Linked DNA regions of Homo sapiens: region 1 is linked to region 2. Evidence: chromatin loops called from intact Hi-C (ENCODE). Cell type or tissue: Caco-2. All regions are shown on one strand. Links, peaks and the distances in the headings refer to the core of each region. The heading gives the core; the rest is flanking DNA.

Region 1 (5,392 bases), core at 337-5,336, 230 kb before region 2:
CTGCATATTTTCACTTGGGAGCTAAACGATGAGTACACATGGACATAAAGATGGAAACACCAGGCACTGGGGACTCCATAAGTGGGGAAGAAGGGAGGGGGGGCAAGTTGAAAAACTGCCTATTGGGTCCTATGTTCATTAGAAGCCCAAACCCCCAGCATCATGCCATACATATATATATAAAATTATTATATATAATATATAAATATATATTTTATATATATATTTGTTCATTAGAAGCCCAAACCCCAGCATCATGCCATATATATATAAAATATTATATATATAATATATAAATATATATTATATTTGTTATATATATATAATATATATTATATTTGTTATATATATATAATAAATATAATATATATTTATTATATATATATAACAAATATATATATTTGTTATATATATAAAATATATATAACGTTATATATATAAAATATATATAATGTTATATATATAAAATGTTTTATATATATATAACAAACCTACACATGTATCCACTGAACCTATAATAAAATAAATAAATGCAAGGTAGCAAAAAGTTGGCTAATTTGAGAGAATCTTATAATTTACAAATTTAAAATGAAAAAAATTATTTGACTTATCCATTTACTATGCAAATTTATATAGCATGTAATAATGTACAAAAAACATTCTCACATGTTTAGTTATATGTGCTTCTTAGAATCACCCTGTGAGTTGAATACTATTATATCTATTTTATATATGTGAAAAACTGAGGCTTTGGGGAAACAACATACAATATTTTTCTGACATAAGATCACTGAACTAATGTGCGTATGACATGATCAGGATTTGAATTCAGGTCTTTGCAAATTATGTATTTTTCTTATTTACTTCTGCTATATCCTAATTTTACTTTTTCACTATAATAAAAATAAACAGCAGATGCTTAATGTCAAGCTTGTCGAATTATCTGTTAAGTGACTTCTTAAAATGAAAAATATGACATGAAGATATTTTCATTGCACCTACAGAAGGAATTCTGACGACTAGAGGTTTTATGCATTTTGAGCACTTAGCTAGGAATAGAAGAATACATCAGTCATTCTGGCTGTAGAAATGTTAGCCAAAGACATAAAGGCAATTACCAAGTCACACTCCATAGCTGCTGAGAACCTGCAATGACATGTCCTTGATGAATTCCCCTATGGAGCTAATTACATGGAGGAGGGAAGGAGGCAAACGTAGCATCCCCTGTGGAATTTGCTCTTGCACTGCACAGCTTCTCCTCAACCCACCACGGTACTAGAAACTAATATTTTCCCAAAGAGACATGACACCTCTGACATCGAGGGACATCATATTAACAAAACAAGGATCAGATGGAAGAAACACTGTTAAGAAAAGCCAGAATCCACACAGACCTGCAGAGATGGAGTGAAATCCTTCACCCTGTCACCTGAAGATGCCTGTGCTTATCTACGGTGTATATTCCTTGAGGCTAACTTAATCTTTATCCGTCAAACAGCTCCTGGACACTTCTTTCCTCCCCGCATGTTTCTTCTCCCTGATGGCACCCCAGGCAGTGGGTGCCCATTTTCCAAAAGATCCCCAAATTCAATCTCCTTGGTCAGTCTCTTTAGGCTCCCTTTGGGAGTCTGCACAACAGGATTTCCATCTGATGCTCTGCCAGGTCTTTCTCCTTCGTTTGTTCGTTTTTCCAGTGGGAATTTTCTTGGTTCTCTTTCCCAGTGACATTGAATGCAGTATAGTTTTTTTGCGTTTTGTTTTAAACACTATCTGAGAGAAAAATTCGACATAACCGTATCTATTTCTGCTCTGAAAAGCCAGAATTCATTTAGGGTAGAAAAGAAAATCAACGGTGCTGTGGATGGTGAATAAGACAAATTAAAATTGTTTTTTCCTTTTACAATAGTTTAATTTTGATAGACAGCTATCACTGTAGCTTTAAGTAAGAGGCATCTGCAGTTACATTTTCCCCCTTGCTGGTCCTATGCAAAGTCAATATATCATTGACTTTTACTTCACGCAGGTTCCTTCCTCTGCCTATTTGTGAGTATATATTACAATGTGCCTTTAAAAAACTCATTATTTTCTTTTTAATACTCAAGAGGTTGTTTCTCTCCTAAAGCATCATGGTTCTTGAGATGAGGAGAAATCCTCCTGAGAAAAAGGTTGCCACATTTAGCAAATAAAAATATAGGATGCCCACTTAAATTTGACTTTTAGATAAACAATAAATAATCTTCTAGTATAAGTAGGTCCCAAATATTGCATGTGTATTTATGAAACATACTTCTGCAATGTGCAATATTGTACTAAACATTATTTAAAATATTACACCAAACAATTATTCATTGTTTATTTGAAATTCAAATTTAACTGGGTAGTTTATGTTTTATCTGGCAACCCTACCTGAGACCGGTTTTCCGATTCTACAGAGACCAGAACTAGACTGTGTCAGAGGAAGCAGTATGTTTTTTAACTTTCACAATAAGTGAAGTAGAGTGGCACTCTTTTCTCATTAGAAATAGCATAGGAAGAGGTGTTAGTTCAAATACGTATATCCTTTCCAGGGTTGACCCACACTAGCACTTCAGAATCAGGGTGGACGATGAGATATATGTGTTTAATAGTGTTTTATAAATAATTGCTTGAAGCTACTCACGGCTTCTTTTGAAAGCATTCATTTTAATTAACTGGCATTCTTTTGTACTTCTTCCCTGAGGTAATTTTAACAAATCTTGACTCTATAGATCTAATCAGTAATTTCCTGAGTCTATTTAAATACTGCCATTTACAAATTTTTGAGGATTGCAGTAAGCTTTAATGAAATGTAGGATAATGAAAGGTAAACAAAATATCATGGCCACTGAAGTCCCTAAAAATAAAAATAAAAAGTACTCCAAAGTGTTAAATGGAAACACAATTCCTTCAGGGCATGCTGTCTATAAATCACAACTGAAGGTCCAACCAAGGTTAAGTGTAACTAGTATTGTTAGACTTCAAATGAGTCATATTTTTAAAAAACACCAAATTCTGAATATCAAACTGAAATCTTACTAGAGTCTGAAAGAAACCTGATTATAAGACTAAAATATTAAGGTCAACAATTTTCAGTTGGATAAACTCAAAGAGGAAGTCTATTGCCATGCATCACAGCTACACTGCCACCTACTGGCCTTAAATTTTTAGAAATGAGAATCTAAGTCCCACTAATTCTCATTTTTAAAAACTGACAGGGTTTGCATGCAGGGTAGGGAGAAACAGGATCTGTAATGGTTTTGTAGCCACTCCCCTCCAAATTCTATAACAGTGTGGTCGATTAAAGATGGTGGCAAACTCTTTTTCTTCTTCACATTGGGAAACGACGTCTAATTTTCTTCCCCTTGAATCTGAATTGGTCTTAGTGACTTGCATGATCAATGGAATGCAGCAGAAGACGTGCTGGGAGTTTCAACACTACTTCTTGATTTTTACCCAGGACTCTTAAAATGTTCTCTCTGCTACTATGTAACTAGCTGCTACAACAAGGAGGATGCTGCGGAGGCCACATGGAAGTCCTTTGGTAGATGGTTCCAGTAAGGCTCAACCTTGCAGTCATTTTTGACTGGGCAGACATATGAGTGAAGTCATCCTGGGCCCTCCAGCCCAGCCCGCCTGAGAGCCGAATACTAACAAAGGTACTCTATTGATGCCACCGGGAAGAGAAGAACAGCCCGGCCAAACCCTGCTGGAATTCTTGACCCATGAAATTCTGATATAACTAGTTATCAAATGGCTATTATTTTAAGCTACTAAGTTTTAGAGCAGTCTTGTAAGCAGCAATAATTTACCAGAACACACAGTGATATATTGATCTTTGTACTTAAAAGCAACAGAATGAGGTGGAAGAAAAGGAGGATGTGCTGATTGGAGAAGGCAAAGGAGGAGAAGTGGAAAAAATTCTCTGAAAAGAGATCATAAATGCCACGGACACCAATAAAAGATGAACTAGAGATTTAGAGGACCCACAGTAAGTTAAAAAAAATCCGAGTCCAAAGTTTTTTGCAGGCTGCTACTGTGATTTTGGGTGACTCAACAACTTTGGCCCAACTTCTTAGAGATTCAGAGAGAAAATGGCAGTAAAATTTCACCTCATGCAGATGCTGTGAACAGTAATGAATAAACATGACAAATAAATATGCTGCAAACAAGAGCTAAAAATGCTATGTAAGAAGCAATCTTTGCACCTACTAAAAATCTTTCATCAGATGATTTCAAATTGGAGGTGTCTCAGGAGAAAAAAAACACTGAAAATACAAACAGATTTTATTTTTTGTACTTTTATTGAAAAGGTACATTTAAAAAAATACACAGACATTTTACCATTTACAGGTTGCAGATATAGATGCTCTAAAAGAGTCCACTCTATTTTGTTGTTCTATGATAACTCTTGCCCCTGATATCACAAACATTCCAGTCTTGTTGATATCGGCTTAGAAAGGGGGGCATGGGAGCATGACCTGCAATATATTCAGCGAACAGAAAGACAAATTGTTCAATTATAAATTTTTTTATCTTCTGTACATTATTGCATTAGGGAGCCACAAAATTATGTAGCATCATTACAAATGAAAACAGGTTAAAAATGAAGAAGATACTTATATAGAAATACATGGATTCATTGTCTTCTTGCAGAATGCACAAGAGGTGCAAAAATGTGCAATTTAGGAAGCTCTTTTTCTGTTTGTATACGTTTGCTTAGCAACACAAACCAGTGAGGAAGCTACAAAATAAGTTAAACAAAAATAGCAAACAGGTAGTAATTATAGCTATGTTATATGGCTTTCTATTTCATTTAAATATCTCCAAATAAAATGTGAAATAAAGAAAATACATTATTTTATCTTTTATTCTCTTACAGAGAAAATTCAAAGCTACTTTGCTTCCTAACATTTACACAGCAACTAAAAATGTTTAATTCAGACAAGAGATACAGATCTAGTACTACACAGGATACAGCAGTACTTGGGTCGAAACAGTACACAATCCCTGTCAACAACAGTACACCAAAAAGAGAACTTTGTGATCCGTTGGTAAGATAGTATCCACAAGTAAGCACTTGTGTTCACTGTTTTTTGTTCCACACTAGAATACACCCAGTTGGATACCAGAGTTATTTACAGACATCTGAGGAAGATCCTAGTTTTCAAGTCTGTCAGGAAAATATTCCATATTGTTTTAAGCCAGATCATACCCATGGAAAAATAGAGAATGGTTTTCTTTCTTTTTCTTTCTGACCAATACATGCTCAAGAAATCAAATATCTGAGATACACAAATTGAACGCGGTAGGGTGGGGGAGGAAGTAGGGAGATAAAGCCTATGCTGCTGATTCCTCAATTATAGGAGCAGTCTCT
Region 2 (5,392 bases), core at 197-5,196:
ACATCTGACAAAAATACCTGTAGCTGTTGTTGTTGTTTTTTGTTTTATCTAGATTCATTTATCATGGTTATTTTTTGAAGATTATCACATTTATCCATATTAAGATGAAAACTCCCAGGTCTTTATGTGTCTTTCAGTTAACAACTTGCATAATAAAATATGTATTACATTTCTTATATTAATTAACATTTTTTGGGTTTGGTGGCATAATACAATTGGCAAAATTTTAGTTTTTCATCTCTGCTGCCCTCTTCCCCCCACCAAAAGGGAAAGATTCTGAAATTCAGAGATATTGATATGCTATTTCTGTGGATTTTTTTCCCCAACTCAATCTTAATACCTACATTAACATTCAGTAATGCAACAAAATAATTTAGAGAATAGCCATATAGTATCGAGTGAGCTTAAAACAGTCTGGAAACACAGTAGTAAACCAGGAAGACTTCTGAGTTTTTGTCACTAATATTCTGCAGAAATCATGTACTATGCATGTGCTGCAACTTTTACCTGGAAAAAACTTAGTCTCCCTCCCCCCCACCATTTTGTAGTTAAGGCAGAATACAAGAAATGTGTCCAGTGCTTGCCAGCCCCCAGCCTCTTCTACCTAATCTAACCCCTTTTTGTACCACATGACTCTATCCCATTCCAGCCATAGCTGACTGGACCAGGTGTGGGTCACTGATTTCGGGGCAGCTAATCAGACACAATGTGACTGGTGGCCTGGTTCAAAACGATGTGCTAATCCATCCCTCAGGAACTGGGAAGATGTGGAACAGTGGAGTAAATGCTGGAAAGTGCCAAGCTCTGAACAGCTTCATTGGCAGCTATGTTTAAGCCAGAGTTTATAGGGAAGAAGGAAAGGTCCCTAGAGAGAGGAGAATACAACATACAGTGCAGAGATGACCAGATATCATAAGAGAGGTATACACTGACTTGAGGGAAAAGATGATTCCCTATGATTTTCCAGGTAACTGACATCAGTTGTATTTAAGTCCCAGCCAGCTACAATCACTGACCTTAGATTTCTTGAGATTCACTGTTGTATTCTCAAAACAGACCTCCTCCTCCTTAAGTTGGCCTGAGTCTGTCTATTCCTTGCAACCAAACAAATCCTAATCAAGAGAAAATGACTTTTCACGTATCTAGACTTAGTTTTCTCCACAAGAAAAGAGCAAAAGTTAATCACAAGTGATGGTACTCAATTCCTCTTAAGTCTCTGAAGGATCATCCTATCCATAAGTCAATTTGGAGTACTGGTTAATATGCATTAATATTAATGACACCATGATATTTAATAATTTCTACAACCTTCTATATATAAAATTATGAGGGTCACAGAAGACCATAGTACTGAATTAATCTTTTCCATTTTTTAACCTCAAAATATTTGTTGGTAATACTCATATAGTTACCTTAATTTTTCCCTTTTCTCTATCAAAGGTGCTGAAAAACAGGCATCTGAAGAGACCACAATATACAGTAGTCTGTCCTTTTGATTTGCCATGCCCTCATATTCTCCTTTATCAAACTACTTTTTAGCTACTTCTTCCAGTGAATTTTGCTCCTAAAATAGTATATTCATGATGGGTTCCTCCTTTATTTCTATTTCATTAGTCATTAACCCTCCTTAAGCTAAATGGATGGAAACAGTGCATTTTCTCTATTTTTGTTTGCACATAAAGATTTGGTTAAAGTGTTTTGCTCTACAAGTTCATCTTATCACACAGTTCCTGGAGCCAACACCTTTCTTTTTTTTTTTTTTTTTAACTTTCTATATTTGATTAGTTTCTGCTGAGAGGAGGGTCTACAAAAATTCATTGCTACTACCTCATAAGCTAGGGGAAAAAAGGGACAATTTTAATTTTTTGTGATGTAAAGGAAACATCATTTTTAGCCAAATCATAGTTTTAATTCTAAAGATTTATTAAAATGATACAGTAGATATTGTGCAGCAATGGCTTGGAGCCATCTGAAGCACTTTACCCTGTCTGGGGTTTTCCAACTAAAAGGAAAATAAAGAATTTTGGGCAGTTAAAAGGGGAAATATTGATATAATTAAAAGGCTAGAAAACAAAAGGAAAGCTTAAAAAGTATAGTAAAAAGAATATCAAGGTACAGCTTCAAGTATGTAAATGGCTGTATGTTACAAAGCATAGAGACAACACAGAACTATGAAGAGAGCATATTTATATTTAGTTGTACTACTGTCAAAAAATACTTGAGTGTCAGAAGATGCTTTAAAGGTTCTATCTGTATTAACTAATATATTATGATTATTCTAATTTTACACATGAGGAAACTGAAGCCCAGAGACTCTAGGTAACTTACCCAAGGTTACATAGCTAGGGGAAGTTGAGGAGTGGGGATTTGAAAGCAGGAGTTCTGGCCCTGCAGCCGGACCCTTTAATCACAGACTGTCCATCCTCTGTAAATATCTTGAACAGTAGTTCTCAAATTGGTTACATATTAAAACCATCTCAGGAGCATTTCAAAGTACACCAACACATAGGCTCGAACTCCCAAAGATTCAGACTTAATGGGCTTAGGTGGGGCCTGTCATCAGCATATTTAAAATTCCCAGCATATTTTTTAAGTCTCCAGATGATTCTAAAGTGCAAAGTGACCACTAAGCCCAGATCACCTGGCTATTTAGTGGCCTAGCCAGAAGCAGCCTCTAGGTATCTTGACTTTTTCCTCTACATGATAGTGGCTCCCAGCTTCAGCAAATTGAGGGGGAAAATGAAAAAACACATTTTTACTCTGGAGTAATGAATTTGAGTTTCTTAAACCAAGAAGCTTTCATTCACTGGTGATCATGAAACACAAGGATGGGGTTTCTTTGGAGGTTATTAAAGCTAAGATGGATTCTCAATTTTCTGAAATAATTATGTTAATGAGAAACTGATGAACATTTCCAAACTTCTTTTAGGTACTGAAGAACTAATACAGTTTAGACACCAGAGGTCTCACAAGTTAAACCCTCTATATAATACAGAGCCCTCCTGAGAATCAACTTAAGGTGAAATGTTTTAAAGAAGAGATAATGGTGGTGGTGTGGTGGTACATGTTGAGCAACCAGCTCTCTGGAGGTGAGGGAAAATCCCTGATTAGCAGTGTTTACAAAATCATGGTGCTGGCCGGGCGCGGTGGCTCACGCTTGTAATCCCAGCACTTTGGGAGGCCGAGGCGGGCGGATCACGAGGTCAGGAGATCGAGACCATCCTGGCTAACACGGTGAAACCCCGTCTCTACTAAAAATACAAAAAAATTAGCCGGGCGTGATGGCGGGCGCCTGTAGTCCCAGCTACTCGGGAGGCTGAGGCAGGAGAATGGCGTGAACCCGGGAGGCGGAGCTTGCAGTGGGCCGAGATTGCGCCACTGCACTCTCGCCTGGGCCACAGAGCGAGACTCCGTCTCAAAAAAAAAAAAAAAAAAAATCATGGTGCTAATACTTTCACCATTGCCAATTGACAGCTAACAGCATGACATTATTGAGTGTGGAATTGGGAGGAGATGTACAGTAGCATGCTACTCTCTAGTACTTCCACCATACAGATGTAACAGTCATAAGAAAAACTCAAGAGCATGGATAGCAGTAGAACGTAAAAACAAAAACAAACAAAAAAAAATAGGAACTAATAGGTCTTGAAAATTTGTTACTCACTTTGAAATACAATTCATTTAATGTACATTTATATAATTTATTTTAAAAACAGCTATATTTAATAACTGGCAAAAGTTCTGAAAAGCTAATGATTGGTTCTCATGAGCTGGTCCAACATACCACTGAAAAGGCATCCGTTTAATCACGGAGTTTTCTTGGAGAAGGACAATATTTAATTAAATAATTTGAACAAGAATGAGTGAATTTAGGGGGTACATACAGTCTAAAGAGATAAATTTTCTTCATTAATTGAGATTTCTCAAAAATGAGAACTTTTGATTAAATCCTCCAGAGCAAATCCAGCCTTCATTGTGAGCAGTGGAGGATAAAGGCTAAGAGTGTGGGCTCTGGGTCAGAATAACTGGACTTAGTTTTCCTAGCTTGCCCATCTGTAACTCTGTGACCTTGGAAAAGTCACTTATCTATAGTTTCTCCATCTATGGAATGTGATGATAATGGCACCCACCTCACAGAATTGTTGAAAGAATTAAATGAGATACTACATGTGAAGCACTTGCAACAGTGACTGGCACACAGCAAATGCTTGGTGAATATTAGCTACCACTATTGTATCAAAGTGCCTTCAAGTATAAAAACTTTGTCTATTTGAGATGGTTCTGGCGACTGTCAGCTGCTTAATGTTCCTCAACACAATAAGAACTTCCAAGAGTGTCTTTGGCTTTTCTTATGCTCCTCCCGCTTGAAATACTGAATTCCTGCATGTGATTTCCAGCTCAGCTCAAAAATATTCTCTTTTTCTGATTAGCCTGCACCATGGATGCAATCTGGTCCCTCTTGAGGGATTTTAGTAAAATGTGAGAAGAGAGAGCTAATTTAAAAATGGAATTATTAATAAAAGGGAAGCAGAACTTAAACCTTTGCGAAATTCAGAACCTATTATATTGAAAAGCATATTCAAGACAAAACACGAAGGGTGTGGCCAAATGATGATGATCCAAGAAGATGAGTCAGCTGTCTAAACAAAATCCAGGACCTATTATTGTCCAAGATGCTAAAACAAATGACTCCAAAAGCAATTCAGAAATCATCAGGGCTGCCACCCTCATCATAGGCACACAGTAGAAGGGAGGTAGGTAGTACAATTTCAACGAAGGGGCTACAGGCACACATGAAACTTCATTGTAGCCCTGTTCCCCCAGCCCCTCTGTCTCAAGGCTCTGCCACCTGCACTCCACTCTCTGAACTCCATCCTATGTTCCCCAGCTGCCCCAGATGTAGCATGCACTGCAGCCAGCAAAGCAGTGGGGGTGTGGCTGCCTCCACCTAGATTTGGATGCCCTGGAGGACTGTGGGAACCAGGCAAAGAACTGTCACCAGGACAGCACCACTGCACAGAGCCCCTACTAGGGCAAGGCCTAGCAGAACTGGGACAAAATGGCTGCTCCTGATACCCTGGGGTGGTAGAGACACCCGGGTAAGATTCCAGCTCAAGAGAACTGCAGGTGTCCAATTCAAACTCTTGAGAGCTGTGACATGGGCTATGCCCTACAAAGCAGTGTGGACAGGGCTGCTTGGAATCCTGCAGATCCAACCTCTGCCCCAATGTGTCCAGAAGGTGGGACCACAGCTCCAGTGGGTCTGGAAGGCAGAGCTTTGAATCAAAGATTATTCTTGAGCCTTAAGATTTTGTTCTCACTCAGAATTTATCACTTATTTCTTCTTTCCTATTTCTCTCTTTTGGAATAGGAATGTTTGTCCAGTGCCTAC

Evidence for each region. Peaks named below come from ENCODE experiments on the same cell type or tissue, not always from the same donor. Only the 100,000 strongest peaks of a DNase experiment are listed, where the experiment ranks them.
Region 1: a loop joins it to region 2, with 2.0 times the contacts of the local background. A loop is called at or near these places in 1 of 110 quality-filtered maps.

What each region holds. Positions count from the first base shown.
Region 1 is chr2:179,437,682-179,443,073 of GRCh38, forward strand. It overlaps ZNF385B (zinc finger protein 385B), which reads right to left. Exons shown (of 10, transcript NM_152520.6): 10 at 4,301-5,392. Among named protein-coding and RNA genes, the nearest start is that of SESTD1, 180 kb to the left of the region's middle. In Caco-2, for the core only: a CTCF peak has its summit at 3,192 (motif pointing left); no DNase peak of the experiment used is centred there.
Region 2 is chr2:179,666,875-179,672,266 of GRCh38, forward strand. All of the region lies in intron 3 of ZNF385B (zinc finger protein 385B), which reads right to left. Among named protein-coding and RNA genes, the nearest start is that of MIR1258, 190 kb to the right of the region's middle. In Caco-2, for the core only: no CTCF peak of the experiment used is centred there; a DNase peak (open chromatin) is centred at 2,547.